Regions from separate parts of the Mus musculus genome. Here all the other regions are linked to region 1. The links are chromatin loops, found by intact Hi-C in ENCODE. Cell type or tissue: left cerebral cortex. All regions are shown on one strand.

Evidence for each region. Hi-C counts contacts between places; a loop is a spot of excess contacts. Peaks named below come from ENCODE experiments on the same cell type or tissue, not always from the same donor. Only the 100,000 strongest peaks of a DNase experiment are listed, where the experiment ranks them.
Region 2: a loop joins it to region 1, with 5 times the contacts of the local background. A loop is called at or near these places in 9 of 42 quality-filtered maps.
Region 3: it touches region 1 in a loop (4-fold over the local background); 18 of 42 quality-filtered maps call a loop at or near these places.
Region 4: it touches region 1 in a loop (2.2-fold over the local background); 3 of 42 quality-filtered maps call a loop at or near these places.
Region 5: it touches region 1 in a loop (5-fold over the local background); 8 of 42 quality-filtered maps call a loop at or near these places.
Region 6: it touches region 1 in a loop (3-fold over the local background); 17 of 42 quality-filtered maps call a loop at or near these places.
Region 7: a loop joins it to region 1, with 3.0 times the contacts of the local background. A loop is called at or near these places in 6 of 42 quality-filtered maps.

The regions. Positions count from the first base shown.
Region 1 is chr2:18,691,855-18,695,854 of GRCm38, forward strand. It overlaps a transcript of Spag6 not described here. Among named protein-coding and RNA genes, the nearest start is that of Gm46725, 3.1 kb to the left of the region's middle. In left cerebral cortex, a CTCF peak has its summit at 2,279; DNase peaks (open chromatin) are centred at 2,320 and 3,440; H3K4me3 peaks cover 1,754 bases; H3K27ac peaks cover 1,272 bases.
Region 2 is chr2:18,764,986-18,768,985 of GRCm38, forward strand. No RefSeq gene overlaps it. Among named protein-coding and RNA genes, the nearest start is that of Gm3363, 6.1 kb to the left of the region's middle. In left cerebral cortex, no CTCF peak of the experiment used is centred here; a DNase peak (open chromatin) is centred at 2,174; H3K4me3 peaks cover 1,981 bases; H3K27ac peaks cover 1,148 bases.
Region 3 is chr2:18,027,007-18,031,006 of GRCm38, forward strand. The region is part of intron 1 of Gm33085 (a long non-coding RNA gene); the gene reads right to left. It overlaps A930004D18Rik (RIKEN cDNA A930004D18 gene), which reads right to left. Exons shown (of 2, transcript NR_028376.1): 2 at 1-1,232. Gm17762 (predicted gene, 17762) reads left to right here and starts at 243. Exons shown (of 1, transcript NR_028378.1): 1 at 243-3,571. In left cerebral cortex, CTCF peaks have their summits at 547 (motif pointing right), 751 and 1,997; DNase peaks (open chromatin) are centred at 557, 1,013, 1,837 and 3,797; H3K4me3 peaks cover 2,344 bases; H3K27ac peaks cover 1,742 bases.
Region 4 is chr2:19,342,747-19,346,746 of GRCm38, forward strand. 4930447M23Rik (RIKEN cDNA 4930447M23 gene) reads left to right here and starts at 1,571. Exons shown (of 4, transcript NR_126563.1): 1 at 1,571-2,373. In left cerebral cortex, a CTCF peak has its summit at 2,085 (motif pointing left); DNase peaks (open chromatin) are centred at 1,719 and 2,038; H3K4me3 peaks cover 734 bases; H3K27ac peaks cover 1,113 bases.
Region 5 is chr2:18,996,394-19,000,393 of GRCm38, forward strand. It overlaps Pip4k2a (phosphatidylinositol-5-phosphate 4-kinase, type II, alpha), which reads right to left and starts at 1,728. Exons shown (of 10, transcript NM_008845.4): 1 at 1,459-1,728. The coding sequence starts at 1,602. 4930426L09Rik (RIKEN cDNA 4930426L09 gene) reads left to right here and starts at 1,926. Exons shown (of 1, transcript NR_024323.1): 1 at 1,926-3,411. In left cerebral cortex, a CTCF peak has its summit at 2,034; DNase peaks (open chromatin) are centred at 492, 692, 1,222, 1,236 and 1 more place; H3K4me3 peaks cover 2,645 bases; H3K27ac peaks cover 2,248 bases.
Region 6 is chr2:18,043,771-18,047,770 of GRCm38, forward strand. It overlaps Skida1 (SKI/DACH domain containing 1), which reads right to left. Exons shown (of 1, transcript NM_028317.3): 1 at 317-4,000. The coding sequence ends at 1,840. Among named protein-coding and RNA genes, the nearest start is that of Skida1, 2.7 kb to the right of the region's middle. In left cerebral cortex, no CTCF peak of the experiment used is centred here; DNase peaks (open chromatin) are centred at 2,388, 2,565, 3,161 and 3,817; H3K4me3 peaks cover 2,234 bases; H3K27ac peaks cover 1,615 bases.
Region 7 is chr2:19,274,324-19,278,323 of GRCm38, forward strand. The region is part of intron 10 of Armc3 (armadillo repeat containing 3); the gene reads left to right. Among named protein-coding and RNA genes, the nearest start is that of 4930447M23Rik, 68 kb to the right of the region's middle. In left cerebral cortex, CTCF peaks have their summits at 477 (motif pointing left) and 2,147 (motif pointing left); a DNase peak (open chromatin) is centred at 2,074; H3K4me3 peaks cover 697 bases; H3K27ac peaks cover 418 bases.

The sequences.
Region 1 (4,000 bases):
TGCAATAAAAGTTAAGGTATAATAAATTACAATGTCTTATTCATATATGATGGTAAACTCAATATATTCCAAAATGACTCACAGGCAGAGAAAGTGTTCACATTCAAGCCTTCCAAATGCCAAGTTCTTTAAGATAGTGTACTTCAAAAAAAAAAAAAAAAAAAAAAAGAAAGTCAGCCCTCCTTGGTTCCTACAGGCAACCTAAAGCTGTGTTTTGCCCAACCACTCCAGTCACACCTTAAACATAGGGAGGCAAGGCTGTAGTGAAAAGTTCTGCCCCCTTTCAAGAAAGGAAAGTGCCAACTTGAGGTTGTTTTCCTTTTCCTCACAACTGGGTCTTGGGAGAATTGAAGGATGAGATCAAAGTGCATTCATATTCATGTGAATCATCACTTTGGATCTGAATAATGCTGGGTTTTACTGTTGTGTTTACACTGAACCCTAGCACTATTGCTTTTGAGGCTGCACTCTTACTGCTGTGCAACTTCTCTGAGACTCAAACACCAAACAGTTAGGACTGATAAGCCATGCCACTTCCATACAGCATGCACAAAGGACTCTCAAAAAAGTGGAGCAAGTGCAATTCTATAGACTCTCGCCATTCACATTTTGACTCCTTTCCAGCCTTCCCAATTAAAAACAAAAATAACAAACAAACAAACAAAACCCTCCTATGCTCAGCAGGTTCACTTCCCAGAGGTTCAGGGTTTCATCTTAATGGGAAGATACAATGACACAACCTTTAACTGTTCAGAAATCAGACACATTAGTGTTATCAGTAATTAGTTCATGGGAGTGATTTTAGCTCTGAACATGATTCATTACAATTTGTTCCCCAGTGTAACTGAAGAACTGAAAAGTCAGTGCAAACTTTAGAAAATGTGCTTACCAGCTGTTTCTATATGTGTCATGACAGTTTTCTTAAAGGATCTTCACTGGGGGTTTCCTCAAACTCATCATTTTTTCCAGAGGAGAAAGAGGCTATCAGAGTCGGTGGGATCTGCTTAGTTTACCAAATGATCATTTCTGATCAAAGAATTCATTTATTAGCATGCCTCCACTTCAGAGAACACATTTTAGCCCATCACAATAGAGTAGCCTTTTCCTGGATATTTGGAGGGATCTTTAATCTAGGCTTAGGAAAATGTATTTTATGCAATTTAATATAGCACATATAGGCTTTCTAAACTTAATGGTGTACACTAGAGCAATCCAAGCTCACTCTGTTATCTTGGTTTGCAATGGTTCTGGGAATACCCTTTCCCAGAAAGAGAACTAATGCTGGCCACTTGGCACTCTTCCTAAGTTTCTGCCCCCATATTTGCATTTTACACATCACTTAAAAAAACAAAACAAAACAAACAAACAAAAAAACCCAATGGTTTTTACAAGTTGCTCTCCACTCTGGACATCAAATGTCCTTGGTATGACCAAGATTTCATCGGCTGCTTCTATTTGGGATGTGTCTATAAAAATACTGAGATTATTTGGAAACTTTCAAGAACTGTAGCTTTGCTTTATAAATAAAACGATAAGCAATTCCACATTGTTTCACCAGGAAAGCAAGGTTTGAAGAATAGAAAGCATTCCCTTGCAATTGTCTTCTTTATGACTACATTTTTTTCCTCATCACTGGGAAAGGTAATCATACTTTCTTCATATGAATGATCTTTTGAGTTGCTTATTTGAGAATAACACAAATGACGTTTATTATTCACTGTAAAGTTAAAAATGGGTTAATAGTGGAATAGAAAGTAATTCAGTTTAGAATATTTGCACTACTTCTGAAACAATAATTAATGACAGTGTATGTTCTTTGTAGGGATGAGATGTGCTATAGGGTCCTCGGATTCACTCTACATTTCAGCGGATTTCACTGACCATTTCTGTTAGAGGAACTAGACCTGCAGAACTGATAAACAAGAGATGCTATTTTTACTTCAAAGGTTTCAGAAACCTCGCAAACCCTTTCTGTACGTTTGCAGTGACTTTCAGGAGTCAGCTCACACAAACAATCAGTTTCTGAAATAATCAGTGTTCATTTTGGCTTGAGACTAGTCTGAGAAAGAACCGCAAAAGTAAAAAAAAAAAAAAAAAAAATTGGAACCTCGCACATGCGCATTGAGGTGCAGCTGCACCGTCACCCTTCTCCTCCTCTCCCCTCCTAAATAAGCTACTGTGTCTGGTCCCTTCCTCTGGGACCCGGTGTACGCCCCGGGTGAACTGAGCTGGCTGCGGGGGACCTCGCAGGGTTCTCACACAGTCCTGGCAAAGGGACCTGGAGCACTTCCCAACCCTGCCCGCCGCTTGGGAGCGTCCCCGGAGGAGACCCGCCCGGCAGGCCCAGCCTAGCGGCCGCGGGGCGTTTCTTGGTTGCTCCCAGGCTGCGGCCTGGCCTCTCGGTTCTGGGCCGAGTCGGCGGAGGCCTCGCCCGCGTCCTGGCCGCGCTCTTCCCAGGCGCACCGCCGGAAAGGTTGGGGGGAGGCGGCGACTCCTGCCGAGACTCCTAGCGACTTGCAAAGGAGGCCTGGCCACCTAACCCAAAGGGAAGGAGAGGCCTCTCTTCGGTCAGCCCCGCAGGCTCCAAGGCCCGAGAGCGGCCGGAGGCCAGAGCGGGGACCGGAGGCCGTGGAGGCAGGCGGGGTACGCGACCAGACGCTTCCGCACTCCGCCCGCGCGCTCCCTCCCTTCCCGGTGCCCCAGGCGCTCCCCGCCCTGCCCCCGCGCGTCCCCGTGACCTCGTGGGCTGTTCTTCCCACTCTGCCCCCATGTCCCCACCCCGCTGCCCTCTCCTGAGCCTGAGGTTCCGAGGATGCTCCTGGGAGCTAGAGAAACTTTGGGCGAGTGAAAACGCAGAGGAGGCCGGGGCCTTGCCCTCAGCCCAGCCGGGCTTGTTGATGCTGGTCACGAACCACGGGCGCGCCCCTCTCTTCGGAGACTCTAGCACACCGGTGGCACTTGATCCACCCGCACCTCGCCCCCAGCACCCACCCCCACCCCCACCCCATCAACCTTGGGTCTAGACCGCATAGCCTCCTCTGGGGGACCTGCACCTGAGCGGTGCGTGGCGTCCGTCCATAGACGCCAGGGTAGTCTGCAGCGAAGCACCTTCCAGGATTGTCTCTTGTGTTTGGTACAACAATAATAAGAGAATTTTAAGCACCGGAGTGCAAATTCCCACGATTTCTAAGAAAAGTCCAACAATAAAATTTGGGAGGCATGGCGGGGGGCGGGGGGGGGTCTTGAGATGGTGGCAGATAATTTTAAATGTAGAGCGTTCACAGTGTTTTCTTTCTAGCCATGCTGGCTTTGGAGCAAGTTTTAATAAAGAAAGCTCTCGTAAGTAGGATGCTTACATGCATATACTGCGCAGCAATAATTTGCTTTGCTCTGCATGTTACAGCATATTACGCTGGTTGACTCCTACATTTAAAACGTAGATTTATTTAGTAATCACCACAATGCTCCTTGGTTTTTCGGGGGTGGGGTGGGAGCAGTGAAGTCATCACTCTGATCATAGCTTTCCTTGGGAGGGAACCAAATGCCTTGGAGCTTAGCATTCACCCAGGCACTTGGGGGTGGGGCGGGTGGGGGAATAGGGAAAGCCATGTGTTGGTGGATCTAGCTCTGCCGGGCTAGTCACTGTCACCTTGACATTGTACTGGCCTGAAAAACACTACTAGACCCTTAAGACATACGAGGTTGACCGTAAAATACTTGAGAAGTAAAGTCAAATACGAATAAAATACAAGTACAGCATACACTGAGAAATGTCAGCCTTCCACTCTCTAGCGAAGTTCCACATCTTTGCTCTGGGAGCAAATTTGCTGGCACAACTGAATGGTGTGCTCACACCTGACTGCAAAAACCTGATACTTACACTTCAACAAGGACTGTCATAATTCAGATAGCCCTAGGTTTGCTTTCTTCATTAAGATCACATCTGAACCCACCTATTTGGCCGCTGTGGAGCACATAGTACTTCTGCCAATTGGAGTGA
Region 2 (4,000 bases), 73 kb after region 1:
TCTGACCCTACTGAGTCCCATCTCGAATTACTGTTGATCAAATTACAGATGATTGGCAAGCCAGGTGGGAGGCAGAATGTGTCTGATGAATCTTCAATAAACATGTTGCCACAAACCTGTGCAATTATTATTAAAATCATGAACCTAATGCTCTTATATTTAAAATAGTGTCAAGAAAAATTGTTTTGCAAAGCACTGTGAGCTAGAGGTTGCGGTAAAAGGCTCATAATTTATCTTCTCCTAGTGATTTTAGAACAAGCAAAACAGCTTTGTGAAGATGCACTAAAACATATAATTAGAGATCCAGATTAACAGTTTTATAAGCATAATTGAAAGTATTTTTGTTTTACACAAACATGCATCTCAACTTTTCATACTTCCAAATGTTGAAAGCATGTAAGAGCCTATGATCTAGGAATTAGCTTGTATGAGGAAACACCAATTGAAACCAAATAAATAGAAGCCCAAACTTTTATCTCTCTCCCAAGCCCAAATATTTGGCAATGATTCTCAACCGATTGCCTTCTAAACTAGCACTTTAATGAGACAGTAATCCAGAGCCAAAACAGAGAGAGAAAAAAAAAAGTTTGTCATGGTTGTGAAATCTTTAGGAAAGTATACGTAACACCCAAACACTGCCAAAGAAAAGCTAACCTTGAGGGCAATTTTAAGTGTTAAGATTTGATGAGAAGATGGAATCCCAGGGCATCAAGAGCAAGGAGAAACAGAAAGGAAAACAGATACAAAGTAGCACGTTAGTGAACACTTGTGAGAAAGTACTGCTGACTGTTCCTAAACAGAAAGGAAAACAAATACAAAGTAGCACGTTAGTGAACACTTATGAGAAAGTACAGCTGACTGTTCCTAAACAGAAAGGAAAACAGATACAAAGTAGCACGTTAGTGAACACGTATGAGAAAGTGTAGCTGACTGTTCGTTCTGCAGCTTTCAGGCAAAGCTCAAGCCTTGGGAGTGTCCGTGGTAGAGACTGATATGCCGGGTAGTGTTTGTTTTCTGCCTCTGTGAAGGTTTGTCTCATACTGTTCTAACTCACCTTGCGCTGGGACCTTGGGCAGATAGAGGCAGAACATTCCACCATCAGGGCCCCTATAAGGAAGCAGGGTTGAATCTTTACCCTCATTTGTTGGGGGTTATCTGTCAGGGAGGGAACAGGAGTGGAACCCTCCGCAGAAAGGCCAGCCCTGGACACCACGAAGCAGAGGTGGTGGTGAGGTTGGTGGGGCTAAGTAAATCTGGAGAAGTACATCAATTGCTCTGGGTGTTCTTTAGGCAACAACATTGCCATATTGTTCTTTAGGATATTTTCTTTCTATTGTTGGAGTGAATCTACTCTTAGAGGACTTAGTTCTGAGAAGGATGCTTTTAAGGCTCATGTAAATTTCCTAAGCAGTAAATATTTTTTTCCTATCAGCTTGTCTCTCAGTCACCTACCCCCTAGCAGCAGCTTCTCCCCCAAAACAGACACCCTACTTCGGCCAACTTTTGAGGACATTATTTTACTTACAGTTTGAGCAGAATAAACTTTATATACCTTTAGATTACACTTCTGTGAATTGTGGCAACTGTGATGTAATCACCACTGCTTTTGAGCTATAAAGTTATTGTCCAGCCTGCAGTGTACTACTTTCGTTTTCTGGCCAGGCAAAGGCTTTGTTTACAGCTTTTAAACATGGACTCTAGTTGGTCGTGATCTTTTCTGCGATTTTCCTCATGTTATGTTTTCAGATCCTTGTGAGTTGTTACCTGTATTAACACTGAGTTAATGCTAGGTTCCTTCTTGAGGGTGTGATGTGCTTTTAGACAGTGTTACCTGCATTATCCTCATTACTCCTCACCATCCTGACCAGAACAGCACTCCACTGACCAGAACAGACACTGGTAAAACCTGCTCCCTGGAAGTGGGCGCAATCACCCTCGGATGCAATCCAGGCCCAGAACGTCCCCGAAGCTGGAGCTGGGCGGCCGCTGGGCCACTGGAGTGCGCAGATGACGGATCCTCAGGCTCACAGAAGGTAGAATCCTGGCCAGAAAATAACCCGAACTCGGTCTAAGGCAGCGGTTCCGGGAGCAGCATGCTTATAAGAGCAAGGACAAACCGCACTACACCCGGCGTTTCCCTCCGCGCGCGGACGGCTCTACTTCCCGGCTGGGCGCTTGGCTCGGGGATCGTGGGGCTCGTAAGCTCTCCGTGGGCGCCTTTCCCGATGTCGTCGCTGGGCTTCCCGGGAGCAGGGGTGGCCGCGCTGCCGCCGCGCGCTGCACAGAGCTGACCTTGTTCTGCGCGGTGTCTGCTTGAATGGCGTCGGGAGTTGGGGTCGGGACGCGTGGGCCCAAGGCGCCCCGGCCTGCCATCCCCTCGGGCCCCGCAGCGGACTTTCGTTTTGTGCTGAGCGCCAGGGCATTGTTCCCCTACTCATGGACTCACCGGGTGGCTTTGTCTGTCGGCCTTCCTGGGGCGGAAGGAGGGCAAAGGCTGGGGCGTGGATTTGGATTGTGCACCACCTTCTCCTTTAGCTTTGAGCCACTGGCCGTTGTCCCCTTTAGGGTTTTGATCTTTGGGTTTTATTGTTTTCTTGTGCTCAAAATTGCGTACAGAAGCTAGTTTTCTGGCTCTTTGCACCATCATCTTGTGTTAGGAGAAAGGAAAGAAAGGAAGGAAGGAGGGAAGGAAGGAAGGGAAGGAAAGGAGGGAGGGAGGGAAGGAAGAAAGAAAGAAAAGAAAAGAAAAGAAAAGAAAAGAAAAGAAAAGGAGGAAAAGAAAGGAAAGGAAAGGAAAGGAAAAAGAAGAGAGGAGAGGAGGGGAGAGGAGGAGAGGGGAGGGGAGGGGAGAGGAGGGGAGGGGAGGGGAGGGGAGGGGAGAGGAGGAGAGGGGATGGGGAGAAGGAGAGGAGAGGAGGAGAGGGGAGGGGGAGAGGAGAGGAGAGGAGGAGAAGAGGAGAGGAGAGGAGAGGAGAGGAGAGGAGAGGAGAGGAGAGGAGAGGAGAGGAGAGGAGAGGAGAGGAGAGGAGAGGAGAAGAGAAGAGAAGAGAAGAGAAGAGAAGAGAAGAGAAGAGAAGAGAAGAGAAGAGAAGAGAAGAGAAGAGAAGAGAAGAGAAGAGAAGAGAAAAAAGAATATGAGGCCTCCTCGGGATGGTGTGCAACCCTTGGCAGAAGCAATGTGACCTCGGGGCCTAGGGGAGGGAATTGACCTGTGTTAGAATTAGGGTTAGGGGTCCTATGATTTAAGACTATCCAAAGCAAACGTGGGAAGAAACTGAAGTCTAAGAAGTCATCATCTATTTGTTCATACAACCTGTCAGGAATGAGAAAACAAATAAGTAATAGCAAATAAATAATACCAGCAAGGCGGAATGTGAGCTCAAGGCTGGCTTTAGAACTACTTTTCGCCAATTACCTCCCACAGTCATGACATTTTAAACCTTTTGCATACAGTTTATGTATTTGCTTATTGGTTTCTCTCCTTCCTGTAAACCTACTAAAAAAAAAAAAAACAAAACAACAACAACAACAACAAAAAAACACAGGAGTTCACTTTTTTTCCCTGGAGCCTAGTATGTTATTTGGCAATATATACAGCATTGCAGATATTTACTGAATCAGCAAGTTAAAAAAAAAAAAGCATTACTTAAAGGTCCTGTGAGTTGAGGATAAACATACCACAGGACACAAGGAAAATGGTTCTTAACTCGCTTTTACTTTTTGACTCAAGAACTCATAAGGAAGAAAAAGATCTCTTTCCTCTCTTCTTCTTCTCAGTCTAGGGACTCTGATGTGAACTCACCTAACGTGCACAAGGAAAATGGAAGCCCACACTGTTCTTCACTGATGTGCAGTTACAGAGTTCCCTCCAGTCTGTGGCACTGCCAGGAGTGTTCATGGCCAGCCACTGTGAGTCTTTGAAGAGTACCTAGACAACATTATACACTCTTAAAGACACACCTGGAGGGTTGGAAACTGGGCGAACCTCCCTAGTTTAGAG
Region 3 (4,000 bases), 660 kb before region 1:
AAGAAAGAAAGAAGAAAAAAGAAGTATAGGATAACACCGAGCAGAGGTCGCTGAAGATGCGAGACGTAGATCCCACACAGGCTGGACGCGTGGTCCAGTCCTATAGTACGTGCACCTGTCCACGAATTTGCTGGGAGTGAGAAGATTCCGAGATTGGCCAATCTCATCCCATGCTCACAGTCACTTACGTATAATAAAGAAAAGTAAAAGTTTGCTTTCCAGTTATAGAAAGGCCTTGAAGCAAGATTTAGGCATCCTCTTACACTGCTGGGAAATATCAGTGTGACTTGTCGATCCATAGTGGGACATCCAAAGAAGAGGTTCTGCAGATGGTGAGGCCAAGGGTCCAGAAAATAACATCAGTGAGGGACAGACTCCGGGATTCTGGTCCGTCAGGCCCGTTTCGCTTGGGGGACCCTTGCGCACGAGGGTGAGGCGAGAACTACCAACCTCCACCCACATTCACTAGCGTGATAGATTATCAGGCAGTTCCACCTTAAGAGTCCCGGAGCGCCCGGCTGCGGAGATCCCTGGCACCTGCAGGGGGCGCTGGTGCCTCGCGGTTCCTCCCGCGCCAGGGCACAGCAGGCTCTGCAGCTTCCAGGCCTTAGTCCCCGGAGGGGGTGGGGACCCTAGGGAAGGAAGGGCGCGGGTGCGGCCGCTAGGTAAGGAACCCGAGCCCTCCAGGATTGAAAAACAGCCTCAACGAGGCGCTAGCACCATGGAGCTTTCCGTCATTCGGGCCAGAGAGGAAGTGCAAGCAGGCGCCCTTCCCTGCCCCCACCGCCTGCCTTCCTGCGTCCCTCCACCTCCGCTCTCCGACCCCGGCCGTGCTTCCCAGACCCTTTGTTCTCCAGGTTGGGAGCAGCTGGATGGGTTCCCCGGGGAGGAGGTGTCCCCGCTGCACGTGGAGGGGAAAGGATTGTCCCCAGGCTTCCGACCCTCAGTTCTCGCCTTTAGAGTCCCCTGAGCCCCACCGCCCTCTACTTGGGCAGCTCCGTGCGGGCTTTCCCGCCTCTCTTTCCACGTCGCGGCCTCCCGGGTCTCCAGGAAGAGGAAGGGTAAAGACTGACGCCAGGGGCTAGAGAGACCACGTCTACTTCCAGGCGCTGAGAAACTCCTGGGACTCGTTTGGGCCTGAACCCACACGCCCGCCGCAGGTCGCAGAGGACATCCTCGGACCTTGGGCGCATGGTCCCGGCACAGCCTCTCTTCGTGAGGACCCCAGAGCCCTAGAAGGGAGAATGGGACATTGTATGTCGCGCCCAGGAGTCTGATTGCAAACGAACGCCCTCTCCACCCCACCCTAGGCGGCACCACCCGCGTCGCCCCTCTGCTGCGCGTGACCCCAAGGGCTTGGGCGATTGTGTCTCCCTGAGTACAGTTACAATTGTGTTCGGCTTAATTTCTTACTTGTTTGAAGGCGTCGCGGAGTAAAGCGAGGGGAGCAGGATGTGGGGTGGGGGAGGGGAGCTAGAGCGCGAAACTGCGGGGGAGGGGAGGGCAATTGCACAGTGAAGGGTCCCGTGTCCGAGGTGACCAGGCAGCACTGCTTATCCAGGCCCAGAATCTGGGCCCAGGAGCCGTAGCCCGGCGGAGCTCTCCCCAGCCTCCGCCCTGTGCACCAATCTCCGCAGACTGCAGTCCTCATTCCTCGCACTCCAGCACGTTTGCTCTCGGCCGGGTTGGGGGAGGGTTCCGTACCAGCAGGGTGTCACCAAGTAGGTGCAGCGGCTGGAGTAGCTGCTCGGCCTGTGGATGTAGGCTCCAGGCTTACGGGAGCCCCCCTCCCGCCTCTTGGCTTGACCCAGGTCCTCACTGGCTGGTCTAAAGGCGCGCTAGCTCTTCTCTCCGCAGCGGGTTCCGGGGGACACACCCCGTCCCCACCCCTGAGAGCTGGCGGCCAGCTCGGTATGCCAGGCGGCCAGACGGGCGCCCTGCCAAATTCCGCGTTCCTCTCCAGGAGACGGGGAATTGCGTCCCAGGCTCGGGAAAGCCGGTAGTTCGGGCTTGGGACTGGCTTGCAAAGCCTCCCCCCCGCACCCCCAAGGCGCCAGGGACGCCTCTGCAGGTTGGATTCCTGCTCCGTATCACTTCAATTTTAATTAATCTTTTAAAACACCGCTGTCACGTCGCTTGCAGAAAATTAATCAAACTTGAATCCTTGTTGCATAGCAAGAATTTCGATCCAAGTCTTTTAAAAAGGACTTGACTTTGCAAAGTCACGTCTTTTACAGTTCCTTCATTCCCCCTTTAGCAAGGGAAATACTGCAAAAGTCAGGACATGTTTGCTTCTTTCTGCCTTTAAAATGAAACTCTGCTTATTTCTGATCTTTATTTTCCTGTCTTTGAACAAAAAAAAAAAAGTTAAGCGATAAATTGCCTACCCCTGTTAATTCAAAATATAATTAGTTTGAATGATCTTTGTTTAAGAGCCCAGATAAACTAAGATAATCTTAATTTTAGTGTGACACGACCCCTATTTTTCCTTGTGAATAATGAGAATAAAGAAGTCATTAATTAATACCAAGGTATCTTCATAAAAGATGGTATCTAGTGGTGCTGGGACACTGAAACACTGGTTGTATTAGTAATTGATACTGTATAATTGAACATGAAGATAGTCATCTGTTTTTAACCTCAAAGCTCGGAGTTTATTTCGTGATTACTGAGCTTCTAATAATTAATTTTAGTCCCTTCTTGATGCAAAAATAATTCTTAAGAGTCCCAGTTTCCCATGCAACAGAGGCTGCTTGTTAAAGCCCACCCCTCAGAATGGCTGCGAAGCTATGCCATGCAGCAACTCTTCCTGTTCCATTATTAGAGGTGAATTTGCACCTCTGCCTTCATGTCTAATCACATTTCCCTTTGCTGTGACTTGCTAAAATACAAGAACATACGTATCTTTGTATTGCTGCTTTGTCTCCTTGCTGTAGTCAATTGACGCAGCTTAATACATGATTCCTAAGACTTTCGATATTTTACGTTTCTAAGATTTGAAGACGAATTCCATTAAAGAATCAAAATTTTTGTAGAGTGGTTGCCACACACCAGACTCTGATCAAACCCACAACCTGCATTAGCTTACACCTTTCTGTTATTAAAACTGCAAAACACATTCCCCCTTTCTAACATGAACTGAAAAACAGCTACTGCAGTTTTCTGGACTAAATTTAGTGTTAGTACAACTTTTGGCCTTAATATAAAATCCTCTCCACAGTAATAAGGTCTTCCAAATAACAATGGATATTTAGACTCTAACTGTAAAGTGTCTAGTTATTTCTCACCATGAATTTGCTAATGGCCCTGCCTTTTGACCAATCTAAAAGGCCATATGATGTTTTTCTCATATGTACAAAGTTAGGAAAACCTTGTGATATCTCTCTCCAAACACGTGTCACCCCAAGTAAGTATGAAGTATTTTATACCACATCAATATTCTTAGAATCTACTCTGCTCCATCCATCTGAGCATCCTGCTTAATTATCAGCACTAGTCCTGAAACTGTTGGAAAGTACTTCAGCTTCACTCTTTAATTCTCCTTTACTACAATTAAAACTTTCGGTCAGTCTATGCTGGTGTAATACTCTTTTCTTGGATCTTATATTTTCCCACTATAATTTAGGCTGAAATGGGATTAAAACAGGATCTAGAGTTCTAATCTCGGTTGGTGTTTTGGGGTATTCACAGTAATGAGTCCTATTCCCTGCGGTCATGAAGCTCCCAAATGTCAATCAAGCAAACTGATTCAGAAATGCCATTGTTCGGCTCCCACGTCACTCGCCTTCCTCTCATTTTATTGAACAATACCGGAGTTCTCTGATCAGTCATTCGGAATATGAGGCATTATCTGGGGAAAATTCACAAAGTGTCTTGATCTTTCTTTGGGAGATACTGTTAAGGGGCTTCCGCAAGGCAGAGAGCTTGTTTATATTTCTATCTTTGGACAGCACTGTGGATAGGACAAAAAAAAAAAAAAAAAAAAAAAAGAGGCAAGGAA
Region 4 (4,000 bases), 650 kb after region 1:
ACTTTATTGACTGAGCCTCCTCCCCCGGCCTGACAATCTTTTAATGTAAAGTTTCAATATTGGGACTTCCCTGTTTTAATTTTATAATATAGGAAATAAAGACAGATAAAAGCTACAGAGGCAACCCGAGGCAATTTCTCAGGTAAAAATCTTCACTTAGTAGGTAAATGGTCAGAACAGGCATTAGGACCTCCATTTGCATCTCTATAAGTCCTGTAAAAAGTTGGGTGTGCAGAGTATCTGCCTGAATGCTAGGGCAAGGAGACAAGAGTCCCTGGAACTTTCTTGGTCAGTTGGTCAAGCCAATCTATATGCACTAGGTTCAGTGAGAGACCATGTTTCAAACTACAAGGTGAAGAGTGAGGGACAAAGATACTGATGTAGGTCTCTGTACACACACACACCACCAGCCCATTCACCTGCTCACCCATCTGCTCACCCACATACATACACACACACTTATGGGACACACTTTGCTGTCACACTTTGCTGTCAAGTAGAAAACATAGCCTTCATCTCAAAGAGAAGAGATAGTTTATTTTGGAGACAAATATGAGTAACCATGGCCTGGGAACACCGATTTAGGTTACTTTAGATTCCATGTTGCAATATGACAGCAGATTCATGAAGTTTTTTTATAGTAACACAACAAAAGAAAGTCATAACTCAAGACATTTTTCATGAATTAGGTACTTACCGAAAAGTGGGACATTTCTGCTATAGGCTTCAAATGCTATAGGTTTCAAATGGTATCTGCTGAGCCTCATGGCTTCTGAATCAGTGGAAGCCAGAGACCTGATAGCACATTCTAAAATGATTTACCTAATAGTTACAGGATGTTTTCAGAACAGGCAAAAAAATTGACTATTTAGGGCACCAAAGTAGTCCAAGATAATTTGCCTCAGGGCTTAAAACACTCCAATCACAGTAGTCTGTTGTAACTAATTAATCATTTCTGTAAAAAAGGTCAATGGAGATTGTAGGTTTTTTTCTGAGAAACTTGGTTAAAACACACACACACTATACAGGGGTCCTAATGTCAAGATATTTAAGAACTCCATTCATGGATGACAAAGAGGTATTTGGAAATAGATTCTTAAATTTGGGCTCACTGGACAGACATGAATTTTAGTCAAGCTACAGGCTCTGCAGTTGCAAGATCTGGGCTCAGAAGTCAGCCTTTGCTGCTTGCGAAGTGTCTTTGGGTGAGTCACTTCACCTCTGTGACAGAGATAATTCCAGTTCCTTCCCCATGCCACTTGAATGTTAGAGGTTACATCTCTACCCCAAATACAGGAAGAGCTTGCAAAATATTACCCATTCTTGTTGGACTGACATATTTTTAAATGGAAAACAAAAACCAACCACTTACTTCCTTTTCCATTATCTCAAAGTTTTACATAATCAGTAATAAAATGTGATCGTGAAGCAGCTGGGAGTCATTACTACCAGGCCCACCTTCTCTTGCCTCATGGCCTGCTGACGTCAAAATGAGGCCTTGTTTGCCAGGAGGATGGATGTTCATGGTCAAGGCAAGTTGTGACTTTAAAGTGACAACAAAGAAAGGGTAAGTTTGCAGGCTGGCAAACAGGCTGGGAAAGCCCTTGAGAGACTCAGACAGCTCACGCCATACTTCAGACTTCATAGACCTGGGAGACATCCAGCTTTCTCCCCCAGAGAAGCCGCAGCCTGGTCCCTTCCCCTGCCACACCATCTGGTCCACAGAAACACCAGACTTCCGTGTCTCTCGGCCCTATAAAAAGCGACATTCCTTTTCCTGTCTCCTCTCCACCCGTCCCTCCCACCCACCCGGCTCTCCTCTCTCCTTGCCTTTGGTCTTCCTGTCTTATCCCTTCTCTCCTGCCAATCACTCCCTTTCTTCTCAACACTCCTCCTACATCTCCCCTCTGTGCACTTGCAGTGCTATTCTTTATCTAACCATGAAAACATCCTCGAAGGGCTTCTAGAACATTCGTATGTCTGGAGGAGTTAGAGTCCTCCAGCGCTGGGGTTGGCAATTCTGCCTCCTTAGCGTCCAGGATAGACGAAGCATTTATTCCGAGGCTTTGTGCGCCCTCTTGTGGTTTCTCCGTCATGCCAACTCCCGCAGACAATGGCTGCTTTGTCCAGAAGAGATGATGATTTAGATGACAACCTGGCTTAAACCTCAGAAACCTTCAATCTCTCCTTCTTCAAACAGTTTTTATTAGAAGGATGGCTGTGAAAAATGAAGCCCTTATGCACAAAGCCACCGCGTTTCACTGCGATGTTCACCTGGCCTATGAAGATCTCCGGACACAAAACCAGGCAACAAAATCAGGATGCAACAAGATGGAGGGGCAAAGCACAGAAGCGGAGTGGGCCCTGCCGTAGGTGAGGGTTGCCATCCTCTTACACCTGCCGCTTCATGCTTGAGCTCAGGTTAGAACACTTGTGAGATGATTTCTCTATTCTAAATCTGACAGTAATCCCTCGCGGGGGGGGGGGGCGGGGGGGGGAAGATGCACCTGGCCAGACTGCTAGGCTGGCTCAGAAGGTCCCAGAATGACTATAGGCAGTTTTTGGCTCCTATGATTGCTGGACATCTCTCCCCATCCCTTTCTCCTCCCCTTCTCCCTCCCCTCTCTCTCCCTTTCCTTTCCTCCCTCTCCTCCTCTTCCTCTTCGTCCTGCTCCCCACTCATCTCTCCCTCTTTTTCTGATCTTCTTCAACAGGATCCCACTATACAGCCCAGGCTGGCCTCAAACTCACAATCCTGCCACCCCCTTCGATTAGTGAGAATGCAAGCCTGTGCCACAGTGGCCTGTCTGTTCCAGCTGAGACCTGTTCTGTACAGTCAGCTCAGAGTGCAAACACACGCTTTAACTCATGACTTCCAAAGTCAGGTTGCCATGACCTAGAACTCTGGAAAACAGCATCATGACATCACAAAAACGAGTGCTGGCTGGGGGAAAGCAGTATGTCCTGGTATCAAGAGCTTACGCAGTCCTGCAAGGGCAGGTTATACAGATGGGAGCATTGCATGAGCTAGTGGAACACCTCCATCCATAACTGCCTGCTTGTGAGAGACCGGGGGGAGGGGGGGGGGAGATCCCACCTGGGTTTCAGGCTCAACATCAGGGTAAGGCAGGAATAGTAGTTTCACAAGTACAGGATTGAGGGTCAGAATGCCAGGTCATAAAGATATGACTACTTTGTTCTGGCAGGTTCATGTAGGCAGTAGGTATGCCTTGGTCTTCTTTGATCCATACTGATTCTTAAATTGCTCAAATCTGAGGACCTTAGGTTTCCCAGTGACAGCAGAAGGACTAAAGGGAACTTTGGCATGTCCCCAGAAAGGGCACTTTTCCATGTCTGTCCAGAAAGAAATGGAGCCAATGTGGAGAAGTCAGTGGAGACTGCTCCAGGCATGGGGTAGGGCCAGATCAAGTGATCAGGGGCTGCAGCATCCGGGGATCAAAAGTTTTCTTGGAAATTGTGTGACTTACTAACAGAAGAGAGTACGAGGCCAGAGAGAAGCCTAGCAGGCTGGGTAAAGAAAAGGTTGTCATTGAGGCAAGAGCCCTGAAAGACCAATCAAGGGTGTGACACCAACATTTAGTTTGTAATTGCACATCTGGCTTCAAGACTCCTGTCACAGTTTTATAGGGATCACTGGGAAACACGGACATGAGCATGCACTGAAAACAGAGCTGGGGGAGGGTGGGGCACAGGGTGTCCAGGGTCTGGCAGAGCACATGGAAGCAAACGGTAGGCTGGATGTCTGAGCACTGAGATGCTAATATCTGGAGCATCAAACCTGGGGTTAAGAAGCAAGGTGACCTACAATGTCTGCTTGTTTGTCTCTGATGTGCCTTACCATTATGGTGGCAATGAGTCTTGGAGAGAGCCCTGACTGGGCATCTCTCTGGGAAATTGGCCACCAACTGCCCAGTTTATTAATTATATAATTGTAATTCATCAAACAATTGCTGAGATCATTTACTAAGGCCAATGGGGT
Region 5 (4,000 bases), 300 kb after region 1:
AAGATGTCAGTAAAATGAACCCCAGTAGACCCAGCAGTAAAGTAATAGATTTCTCAACTCTTTAAAACGTTCCAGATAAACACAATCATCTTCATATTGCTTCACCTTTCTCCAGCTCTGCTTGGGAGGAAAACTATAAATAAAAGATACTGAGCCATTTTAAACAACTCTGTTAATTTAAGAGTGCAAAAACCACGCTGGCTTTCTGTCACTTACATTATGCTGAAAGGGACACCTGGGCATCCACTGAAAACAAAAGCAGAGCAGCAGGCTCAAGCTCTCTCTCTGAAGCTGGCTGACTGCAGTAGGTAAGGTCATGGTCAAAATTCACAAGCTCATTGAAACTTTCAAGGCTCAGCCAACAGCGCCTATCACGTTTCCTGAGCCCATCTAAGAAGATTAAAGCTGCAGGAGTTTTCTCGCTGTCAGATCAGCAGGACGCTGTTTCAGCCCCCCACACCGCAGTCCGCAGAGTCTGCAGCCGCGCACCTCCTTACATCCCTAGCTGTGCGCTAGACTAACCCTCCCCAACGCGCACCCCGACAGTCTTTTAAACAACCTCCAAAATGGATGTAATTAACTCTAGACCACCTCGAACTCGCGACCGCCGGGACCCCCTCCGACTATCACCACCAAGGCCATCCTTCTGCAGAAGTCTGTGACTTCTGCCTGGCTCCCCAAGGAGGGGAGGAAGCAAGGGGGAGGGAGGAAGACTCCCCGCCAGGAGGTCTGGAAAGGGCACAGCAGCTGGGCGATGCGGGAAGGGATGAAGAGAAGACGCTCAGCACCAGGGCCATATTTACGTTGCTTTTTTTTTTCCTTTGCCCGTCTTCCCCACCCCCACCCCCCACCCCCCCAAAAAAATTCTCCTAGAGTCTGACAATACTGCCTTTAAAGGAAAAAAGAAAGCTAAGCTCTCAAGCTGCCGCCCAAAATCTTCTGATTCACTCCAGTCCTATCTCCGAGAAGCTCCGGACTCTTCCTGACAGGGACAGGTTCACCTGCCCACCCGCTCAGGGCAGGAGGGCCCATCGGTCCCAGACAAGTGGAGCGATCGCTCGGACTGGGCCCTGAGCGGTTCCCCGCCAGGACTGATAGCTGAGACAGAGTCGGTCCCCGCACAAACTTCCCACTTCGCGGACAGCGAGCACCGACCGGCGGGAGGACGAATGCGGGACAGGACAGCCGCGGAGAGGCTCAGAAGCACAGAACAGAGAATGCTTCTCATCCTGCACCCTCCCTGGGTTCCAAAGGGAGCGCAAGCGCCGCCGGAGAAACCCAGGAGATGGACGCTTGTCGTGGGGTTAGGGGTACCCCAAGAGGCGAGTGGCCAGAGGGCCCGGGACCGACCGAGCTAGCCGGCTAGAGGTCCCCGCCCTGCCACCGCTGCAGCAGGAGGAGCAGAGCCGGGAGGCTGAGCCCGAGGAGCAAGAGGAGCGCGCCGCAGAGGAGCCTTACCGAATGGTTGACCCCCCACATGAGCACGCTGAGCAGCGGGTCGCTGGCCCGGAACAGCTTCACTTTCTGAGCCACGAAGTGCTTCTTCTTCGTCTTGGTCTTGCTCGCCAGGACGGAGGACCCCAGGTTGCCAGGGGTCGCCATGGTCGCAGTCTCGGTCCCCTCCACCGCCGCGCCGCCGAGGCCGGGGACCCGCCCTCCCTACACGCCAGCCCGGGGAGGCAGCTGCATCCCCCGGGGCGGCCGCCGCTGCGCGCCTGCTCCAGCCCCGCTCCGCCCGCGCTCAGTCCTGGGCGCTCGCTCCGCCCGCTCCGCGCGCTCGGCCGCTTAGGCTGCAGCTGCGCTCGCCTCGCGCCCCCGCCGGCTCCCGCCCGTCGCGGCTCGGCGCACAGCCCTCGGCTGGTCCAGGCGGCGGGCGGCTTCCGCGTTGGGCGCTAGCGTCATGACGCAGAGGCGGGCGGGGCAGCGGCGCCGACGGGCGGGGCGGGTGCGGATGCGGATGCCGGACCGTTAAGCTGTTCTGTGCGCTCCGCCACCGGTGCTAAGACGAGCACTCTCCTGGCGGCCGCGATCCGTCTGGGGAGGCTGCTGCGGAGTGTGGAGACTCGCGTGAGCATGCCTTTCTCGCTCCTGGGGAGGAGCAAGGAAAGGATACGGAGCCAAGGGAGCTCCGAGGAGGGAGCCCCCAGATGCATGGGGCAGCCAGGAATGTCCGGGAACCTCCGCTTCCCGTGCCAAGGGCTGGCGAGTTCGTGGGACCCAGAGCGCTTCTTCGGGGCCCCGGGCTTCCCCAGCATCTAGGGAAAGGACCTTGGCTCCTCTTTGTCAACTGTCTGCCAGGGAGTCCCCGCCTTGAACTTCCTAACCTTTTGTATCCTGGTTGGGCCTTCCCATGCTATCGGATACTAGAATGTCATTCCCAACCTACTCTGGGATTCTTCACTGAAACCCCTGCTTTAGTCAAGACAGCCATGCCCCAGTCTGGACCGTTTGCTTGGAACCCATCATTTTGCAGGCCACCCCTTCCTTCTCTTATTCTGGACATGCACCTTCTGATTTGAAAATGTTTAGCCTTTCACCACTACCACCCCACACTGAAATTAGTCGTCCTTACGCTGGCATTTGTTGTTGCAAGTCTACAGTCCTTAGATCTTTCAAGAAGACAAAGAGTAACGCCTGGAACAAAAAGGGAGCAGATCCTGTGCGGACCTTCCTTTTCTTCATTTGACCTTTCAGCACGGTTGCCCCCAAAATCCCCTTGGTCATTCTAACTTGTTAATACTATCCCCCCCCCCCCCCGCCCCGCCGCCGCAATGATTCCTTGCTTCTTCTGGTACCAAGCATCACCATTGTTAATGGCTAAAGGGGGTGAAGATAATAACAAAACCAGCCTAAATTAATGCTGAGAAGTCATAAACTTGACCCACAGTTCCACTAGTTGACCAAATCATTTAACCAGAGACTGATGTTATTTGTGTGACTAGGTATAGCCTGACACAAAGGTCACTTTAGGGACTATGCTATAGATTGTTTGTTACACTCAAAACCAGCAGTAGATAAAAGTACACAATGTTGCAGACCTGTAATCCTGGCCCTCAGGAGGCAAGGCTAGAGGATCAGAAATTCAATATAATCCTCAGGTAGGTAGGTATGTTCAAGCCAAGCCAGGTATCCATGAAACCCTGTCTGGGGGCGGTGGAGGGGCTGTGGGGCTGTACAGTCTTTATCTTACTGATAACTCATAAACTGTCGCCTGACCTCAGAAAAGAGTCTATCTAAACCAATTTTCATAGCTTGCCCACAGGCATCCTTTCACAAGAATCTACAACCAAATTCAGCACCCTACACAGCCTACAAGTTGTTTCATTTCTCTTCCTGTGTTGGAAATAAGCATTCATATTGTTGTTAACCAGTTGGGAGTTCATTTATTTAATAAATTCTCATTGACCCAGACTCAAGAGCTTCACATCATCATTGATTATTGCTCTTCATCACCCCTCCACAGAAACCTGTACCAGCCCTTGTCCTTGAAAACAATTACCCTTTCCTCCTGGTTGAAATGAATCCTTCCACTTCAATGCCTCTGTATCTCTTTATTTGTTCACAATAGCTGTAATGTACTTAATTGTATATTAATAATGCAAGACAATGGGCTTGCTGAAAAACTGAATTCAATGACAGCAAAGAGCTGGGTGAGCCTACAAGAACAGGAAATGGACACCTCTGGGCATTGTTAGGCAACCCTTCAAAGAGAAACCTGGGCACAGATGCACCAGAGGTCACCATCTCTCCTGGGAGGGGCAGAAACAAGGATGGGAAAACAAAGGTATAATCAGAAACATTGATAACATCCTGCTGAATCCTGACTCATTGACTTCGCAAGCTGCTTCCACAGTCAAGGGAGTCACATCTATTTGCCTTCGAACTCTTTTGCTGTTGGTTCTGAGGCTGAGGTCCTTCTCTAAGCAAGGAATTATTCAAAGGACAACTACTAACAGGAAAATGTATGATGTTGAAAGGCTCCTGGCGCTGAGTTGTTTTT
Region 6 (4,000 bases), 650 kb before region 1:
CACAGATAATACACAGCAATTAGGTCTGAGACCATCCAGAACTATCTGAAACATTTATAGTCAAGGGGAAAATTTCAAAGGGGGGTAGGAATTAAAAGGTTAAGGAAAATAAATAGCTGAATTTCCATGAGAAATAATGCTTTAAATTCACACAGTAAACATCTTAGTGGTGTTTTGTTTTGCTTTGTGATTTATGGTCTGTAGATGCAACTTCTTAGACTAAAGATAACCAGGATCTAAGATACATAATTTGGTGACCCAAAAATTACTAGATACAACTTTCGTTAAAATAACAACTGATTTATGCTTCACTTTCTTAGATATGAAACTTTTTAATAGTTGGCCTATAACAAGTTTGAAAAGTTTTTCTGTTATTTGAGAGGAAGTTTGCCAGTGTTGTGCCCAGAACCTGATTGGTCTCATCACAAAGTATTACCACAAAACACTGCACCCAATAAATGCATTTCTTTCAGGCAAAAACATTACAAGTGAAAATGTCAACAAAGCCATTCATTCTTGTTAACCCTTCTTCAATCTGGAATAAGTAGAAATGTATGGAACCAGGAATTTTAAACAGTGTTTTTAATTGAAAATAAAGCTAAAGCATGCTTTTCAACAGTGCAAATTTCCATAATTTTGATTTACTGCTCTCATCTTTACAACACAGTCCACCAGCATGGCCTCACCAAGGGCTAGACCACTTGCCTGTGGAACTACTTTGATTTTAAGTGCAAATATAGATAGTCACCTCTGATTGTCACTTGCAGTAGAAACTCTCCTGTTCTATACACAGGATGGCCTGAAACAGAAGTTTAGAGAGATGCAGAAAAAAAAAAGCATAAGGTAATAAAATCCAAGTGCCTGAGTTCTAATACCAAAAAGCCCTGAAATCAGTTATTTTTCACTTGGGGTGTTATGACTCTTTTTCTTGGTTGTATTTACTGCTTGGACACTAGGATGAGTTAGACCATTAAACATCCTGCTATTAAGAGAAATGTTTTAATTGTTTTGAAAGCTTGAAGAGTTATCTTCAGATCAGAAGACAAGCAGGAGCACAGCAAGAGTCATCCTATTTTAAATGTTTGGGTGAGAGCGCAGAAGGGGCTTTTCCAGTTGCAAGGAGTGACTGTAAAGGTTAAAAAAAAAAAAGTATTTTTTTACTTCTCACACAATGGGCAGCTTTTAAATCAGCATCCAATCAGGACTCAGACCCCCAATCTTTCCATTAAAAAACAAAACAAAACAAAACAAAAAAACAGTTAAGTGCAACTACTATTGGAAAGGGAATCTGGGTTTAGAAAAAAAATAAAAAAGACACCCCACAAATAAGAGCTCCAGAAAATTACATTTGGGCTCACAGAAACTTCTTGCTACCTCATTGTGTAACCATGTAACCTAACAAACTTTCACTGAATACCAGTTACACTTTCAGGTCTGAAATCTAGTGCATAAACTTAATGGCTCATTGTGATATTTATTATTCAACCTTTTGACATTTATTTGTAGCAGTTGAATTGAGGTACCGGTGCATTATTACCATTGAAACAGTAAAGTGTTCCAGCTCTACCATAATAACTGAGTGTTACTTGAGTCTTTAGCCTGAAGTAGTCTGTGGTATGTAAACCAACCCTTCTCCCACCCCTCCCCCACCATAAAAAAAAAAAAAAAACAACCCGCAATGGGAAAAAAAAGTAATCCGATTTTTGTCTTCAAAATGCGATAAACCAGGACTCCAAAAGGGGTGTAACACCATTAATGGACTTGGTACAAGCCATCCTGTGCAGTTTACAACAAAAGGAAGGTAATATGGTTCGAGAAAATATCTTCCAAAACATTTTTTTATGAATTAAATTTCCTGAATTTGTGACTAGGTGGAAGAGGTATTGCAGAACCGCCCAGCTGCCATTTCCATATAGGATGGGCCTTGTGAGGAGGTTGGGAATCCTTAGTGGTGTTTAAGGAATACGCTGGCCACAAATCCCCATCCTTCCCAATAATGAGTGAAGGTGGACAAGGAAAATTTGCCATGAAATTAAATGGCCTTTTCACTGCTGATGCTACATTGCTGGCTACCTTTTTGCGTCTGTTTAAAACTGTAAAGTCATCCAGTGTTCCTTCATGTGTCTCAGTTTTACCTGTAGGACGAGGGCTTCTAGCTGATTTCAAATTTGGTTTGACTGGAGGTGTCTGAAGGACTGGTCGTTTGCCCAGTACTAGTGTCCGGTAATTTTTTCTCACCCTGGCACCAAATTTATATTCCCCATCCTCAGGTTTTGGAGATCCTAAAGTGCATGAGAGGCCCTGACTCTGAGCCAGTGGATTTAAGGAAGGCGTTTCTTTCTCAGGGCATGCAAAACCTTCCTTGGCTGTGGGTACCAAGGCGTCCTCCTCCTTCTTCTCAGTCATATTGTAAAACTCACCCTCGGCATCATTGCACTCCCACTTTAGCTTATTTGTAATAAGCTCAGGTTCATATTCTTCATTAGCACTACTGTCTTCTACTTTGATTTTAATATTGTGCAGAAATGGCAATGTCTTGTCACCTGTACCAGTGCAGAGACTCTCAGCTTTAGTTGCTGCTGCTGCTGCTGCTGCTGCTGTTGCTGTATCCACTCTGGGATCACTTTGAAGAGAGGGTAAATCCGTAGCAAATTCAGGACAATGAGGGATTTTGGAATCTTTTCCTGAATTTGCTGTTGTTCCACACGAATCATTATTTAAGAACCTAGCAGCTATTGTGCTGTTTTCTGCACAGTGTGTAGTAGGAGTTGCTTGTAGGCATTTCCTAGCCTCTCGGAGTATTCTTTGTTGTGGAAATACATTGTTTGTCTTTGGGCTAGGTGAAGAGGCCCCCTCTGCATGGCAGTTAATTGTCAGGTCAGTTCTCTTTACAGTACTGGATATTTCAGAGTGTGGGAATGTAATCTCAGATACCCTATCGTTTCTTATCTCTGGGAAACAACTCCCCAAGCTGGCCGGGCAGTACACCGGAGTCCCTTTGGGAGCCCAGCTCTGCAGACTCCACTCCTCTGGTGACTCGGCTTTGACACTACTCTTGAGGTCGGGAAGTCGGCCGGCATCCTCGAAAGCAGCGGGTTTGGTTGCAGCGGCGGCGGAGGCCAGATGGTACAAGAAGTTGGCCTGCGCCTGCACGCTGGGAGGCTTGCAGAAGCTGGTGCGCCTGAAACGGATGCTCTGCACTGACACTTGGCTGGACCCGGAGCTGGAGTCTGACTCGGTGGAAGAATCCTCCTCCTCCGAGCTGATTTCACTGGAATCCGAGGCCCCGCTGCCCCCCTCTTCCTCCTCCTCCTCTTCCTCCTCCTCCTCTCCTTCCTCCTCCTCTTCCTCTGAGGACACCGAGTTGCTGGAGCTGGACAAACTGGAGCCAAAATCCGAGTCATTGGCTGCATGGTCGGAGTAGGAGCTGGACTCGGAGTCGCTGCTACAACTCTCGGGAAAGCTTCCTAGATGGGGTTGCGGCCGGTGGTGATGAGAGGGGTGGTGACTCGGCGTTGGCTGCTGGGCTCGGTGGTGATGGTGATGATGATGGTGGTGATGGTGATGGTGGTGGTGGGGAGGCGGGCAGAAGCTGTTGACCAGATGAAACCTCTCCAAGCAAGTGGCCCCGGCCGCCGCCGCCGCAGCAGCAGCCGCCGCTGCTGCCGCCGCCGCCGCCTTGGCTTTGTAGGATCTGGGCAGCAGCAGCAGGCGCCGGGCTCCGGCGTGAGGCGGGAGCAGGCAGTTCTTGGCGCCCCCGCGCTTGCGCTTGCAGCGGTAAGTCAGGCTCACTGGGCCTCCCGCGCCGGTCGCCGCCTTGGGCTGAGGCCCGGCAGTCTGGTAGTAGGCGGCGGCGGCGGCGGCAGCAGCAGCGGCGGCGGCGGCGGCGGCGGCTGCAGCCGGGTGCTTGCTGCACAGCAGGCTCCGAAAATAAGCGGGGTCCGAGTGGAAGGCGACGTAGTTTCCCTGGAGCTGGGCAGTTTCATAGTTTAAAGAGGAT
Region 7 (4,000 bases), 580 kb after region 1:
AACAGGAATCAAAGTACTTATCTGAATGAGAGACAAGAACTGCTAGGGTCTCTTGTTAGAAATGAAAGGAAAAAGAAATTATTTTAAGTGGGTAAATAAAGTAGGAGGCAGTGAAGACAAGCCTGTCTGAAAGATGAAAATGAGATGAAGCAGTAAAATAGGCAGTCATGAATAGGTAGCCCCCTCGGCTAATTTCGGGCAGCGCTCCTTCCTTACTATGCTGGTAATATACTGGACAGTTCTCTGTGTATAATGCTTTTTGGAAAGGAGAAGCCATTTAATTTGTGAATGTAGGAAATATCTCCAGTTGAATTTCATGTTTTATTTACTGTGTACTTTTCTGCCCAATTAATCATTCCAAATTCTTAAATAATTTATACAAGTATGGAGCAAATGATTTGCGGTTGACATCCTTCTGAGTAGTCGATCCTACATGCAATGAGAGTATTTTAAACAGTTTATAACATCACTGCCATCTGTTGGATCTGACCAGAATTAGATTCAAAGTTGCCCCCAAAATGGAAAGAATTCAGTAATCCTTTGCACTAATAACTAAATTTACTCACTGAAAAACCAGACAAGATTTGAAGATGAATATAGATGCAGACCAGGCTTTTTTAAAAGGATCTCTTTTAAAGATACAATTTTAGTAAATACCAATGAATAAATATTGAAAACAACAACTATAATCATTTTATACTTACAAAAAAGTGGAAACTTGTAACTAAGGTTAAACTCTTCACAAACAACTGTGTTCAACTATATGGACCCTGATTCTTCATAGCCATCTTACCTTAGCTCCATGAAGATAGCTTTAAAGACCCTAGAGTTTTAAAGACCCCCTTCTCCCCATTTTCCTGTGGAATTTGCAGTTCTTTTGTATAGCTTCTCAACTCCCACAAAAGTAGCAACCCAAGAAAGTTCTGAATTGTAGCATATATAACTGGCCACTTAAAAATACATCGATTAATTGTTGGGCTACCTTAAGCCTTCGAAATAGCAGAGACAAGTCTCCAGGGACTTCTCTACTTTTGTGTGACCTGCGGCCAGGAGCACAAACACTGATGATGATTAAGGGGCTCTGTGCAGAGACAGAGAGCCTTACACGGATGTGCCTGAGTGCTTTGTTAACTTTTGACTCTCTTTGACTCTATATCTCTGTCAATATGAATGACTGACTGATCATTTAGTAGTATTGGTATTAAAATTTCTCTAGAAACAAAGAAAATTTCTCCCCTTTAAATAAAGCTGAAGGAAGACAGATACTATCACTTTAACGTCTACAAAATTTATTTGTTGATTATCATGTCTAAGAAAACCATATATAATATGTGGGGGAAAATTTAAATACATCCTCAGGATAGATTTTTATATACTATTGAAAGAGTATATAGCATGCCTTGAGAAAAACCAGGACTCAGGTCCTGTCACATAGCCAGGAATGGTCTGAGCTGAAGTGGGTATTATCTATGCCAGTGCAGAAAGTGTGTGTGTGTGTGTGTGTGTGTGTGTGTGTGTGTGTGTGTGTGTGTGTTCATGCTTTAAAAAAATCACCACCCGAATAAATAAAGCTGGGCGTGGGGCTGGTAACATAATATGCTGTGTTTATTTATTTTACCACTTCGTTGTATACCTTTTAACTTGTAGATGTGGGGCTGATGATCTGTAGAGTCGCCATATTTTCTTGTAGAATGCTGGCTGTAACAGAGTGAGTGATGACCACTTATTTTGAAGACAGGAACACAACAACACACATCTGTTAAAAGTGGCCAAACGCCAATTCTTCCCTTCTCCCCGTCATATCTTGCAGGAAGGGACGCCACACACCCTCCGAGATGGCTGCGGTTGTTTACTACAGTCCTTTAAGGAAAAATTACCACTCTGTCTAGACCCAGGGCTCCCTAGCACTCAGATTCACTTAGGATAAGTAATCTCGGGTCTCAAAACCCTTAAAGAAACATTGCACTGAGAAACGACCCACGAAAGACGCAAACTCAGCACATAGGCTTGATGTATGGGTCGGACCTAAAGCCTAAGCCACGCAGTTATTGTCTTTGTCGCGTCGGGTTTTTCTTAAGAAAATGGTTTTCTGAGCGATTTCCCTTCACCCACAGCGGCAAGAACCGCGTCTTCATACTGCCCCCTAGTGGCGCCTCAGGAGAGAGTTGGGGGAGGGGCAAAAATGGACCGAGCGCTCTGTGTTTTAATGAAACACACACTAATTTAATTTGAAACACTCTGGTGAGCCTAAAATAATATTTTTGGAACATTATTAAAAGATTGTGATCTGGAAAGCATTTTACTGTGATAGTATTCTACTGCTAAATACACGGTTAGCAGATGTTTGTGTCTGTCTTTGTCCCTTTTTGAGGTGCAGTCGTTTCAAAATGTTTTGACACCTCTTATTTTTTTTTCCTCCACCAGTGACTGAATATTTGCTTCGCTGTGTTATCACAGGGACAAACGCAGCACGTTTGAGCAATAGATGCATCCCATGGCAATAGAAAAGATTATTTAATTTTTGTTTAAATTCATTGTAAAATTTTAGAAGCTTGGAAGTCTCCCAATAAAAGTGAGAGGCAACATAACATTGCTGCCTTAGGAAGGCTGCTTTTGTTTAAAGGATCGTCATTTTAAAAAAACAAAAACAAAAAACTAAGGATAATAATTTCAAAGCGCTTGGGACTTTAAAAGTCCTTTGAGAGCCTTGGAGATTGGACAGTGGGTAATGGCCCTTGTCACTAAGCCTGAGTTCGAGTCTCAAGTCCTACCCACACAGTGGAAAGATCTGACTGTCAGAGGTTGCCCTCTGAGCTGCACACAGAAGCCGTGGTGCGCACACACATTTGCAATGGACAAAGTGATAAAAGTGCTTTGTATTACAATGACAAAAGAAAAGAGTCCTCATTGTATCCTTATGAGGATACCTCATTCCTTCCATCCAAATTTACTGAGTGGCCGTTTGTTATATCCACCCATAGTGCCTCTCTTCCTGTTTGCGTAGAAGAATCGTGTCCTGTCTTTGCTTTTATTGGGCTGGGGGTGGGGTGGGGTGAGGTGGGGTGGAGTGGGAGTCATACTGAAGTTAAAAAGCACTCAGAATGAAAACCTGAGTTTTCAATAAAACCACCTGATTCCCCATCCCTACTCTGTGTCAGCTGATGCTTGCCAGACCTCGACAAACACTTTGAATTTGATTAACTACCAGTTTTCTGAGGCTCGGTGAATCTCATAAAATGTTCAATTAGAAAATTATCTGTGCTGCCTTTATTACCTACAGAGCGGGGCTGATATTTGCATAACATTTTAAAGTTGCTAGTACTGTCTGCTTCCCGGCATTACTGATTTTCACAGGAAATTATCAAACCGATTGGATATCCTCACATTATTTCTCTTTTAATTTGAAGCCTGTTTAAACCTATACATTACTTTGTATCCACCCTTGACTTTTCATATTATTATTAATCATCCCCTACATCTTTTTCCTTCACTTGGGAATAGGCCCTTATTGCTCATTATTTGTAGCTACACGGAAAGGCTCAGATCCGATCTCTGAAGAAGCTGCCTCCACTCTGACCCTGCAAGTTTATATCAGCTGTTTGGCTGGAAGGTGGTCTGAAAAGGATGATTTCCCACACACATACGAATGGCGGAATACGGTCATATTTCCCCGTGGTAGATTCTGCCGTTGCTGGTAGCTGGCAGTTATGGGTAAACACTTAGCTAAGTACCCCAGTAGAGTGTAGCTTCAGATCCTACAGCAGTCTTCCGTGTGGAGAAATGTCCTTGTCATTGTTGTGTGCATTTGTTCCTTTACACGTGAGCAAGTAGATGCATGTTACTTCCCCAGGTTACCAGAGGTAGGCAGGACACTGAGGCACCTTGGGACAACAGCCCGTCCTATGTCCCTGTATCTCTGTGCAGCCCGTATCAGAGATACTAAGAGTATCTCTGAGAGTTAGTTACTTCTCTCCACCCTGGCCACTCACCCTCCCACTTA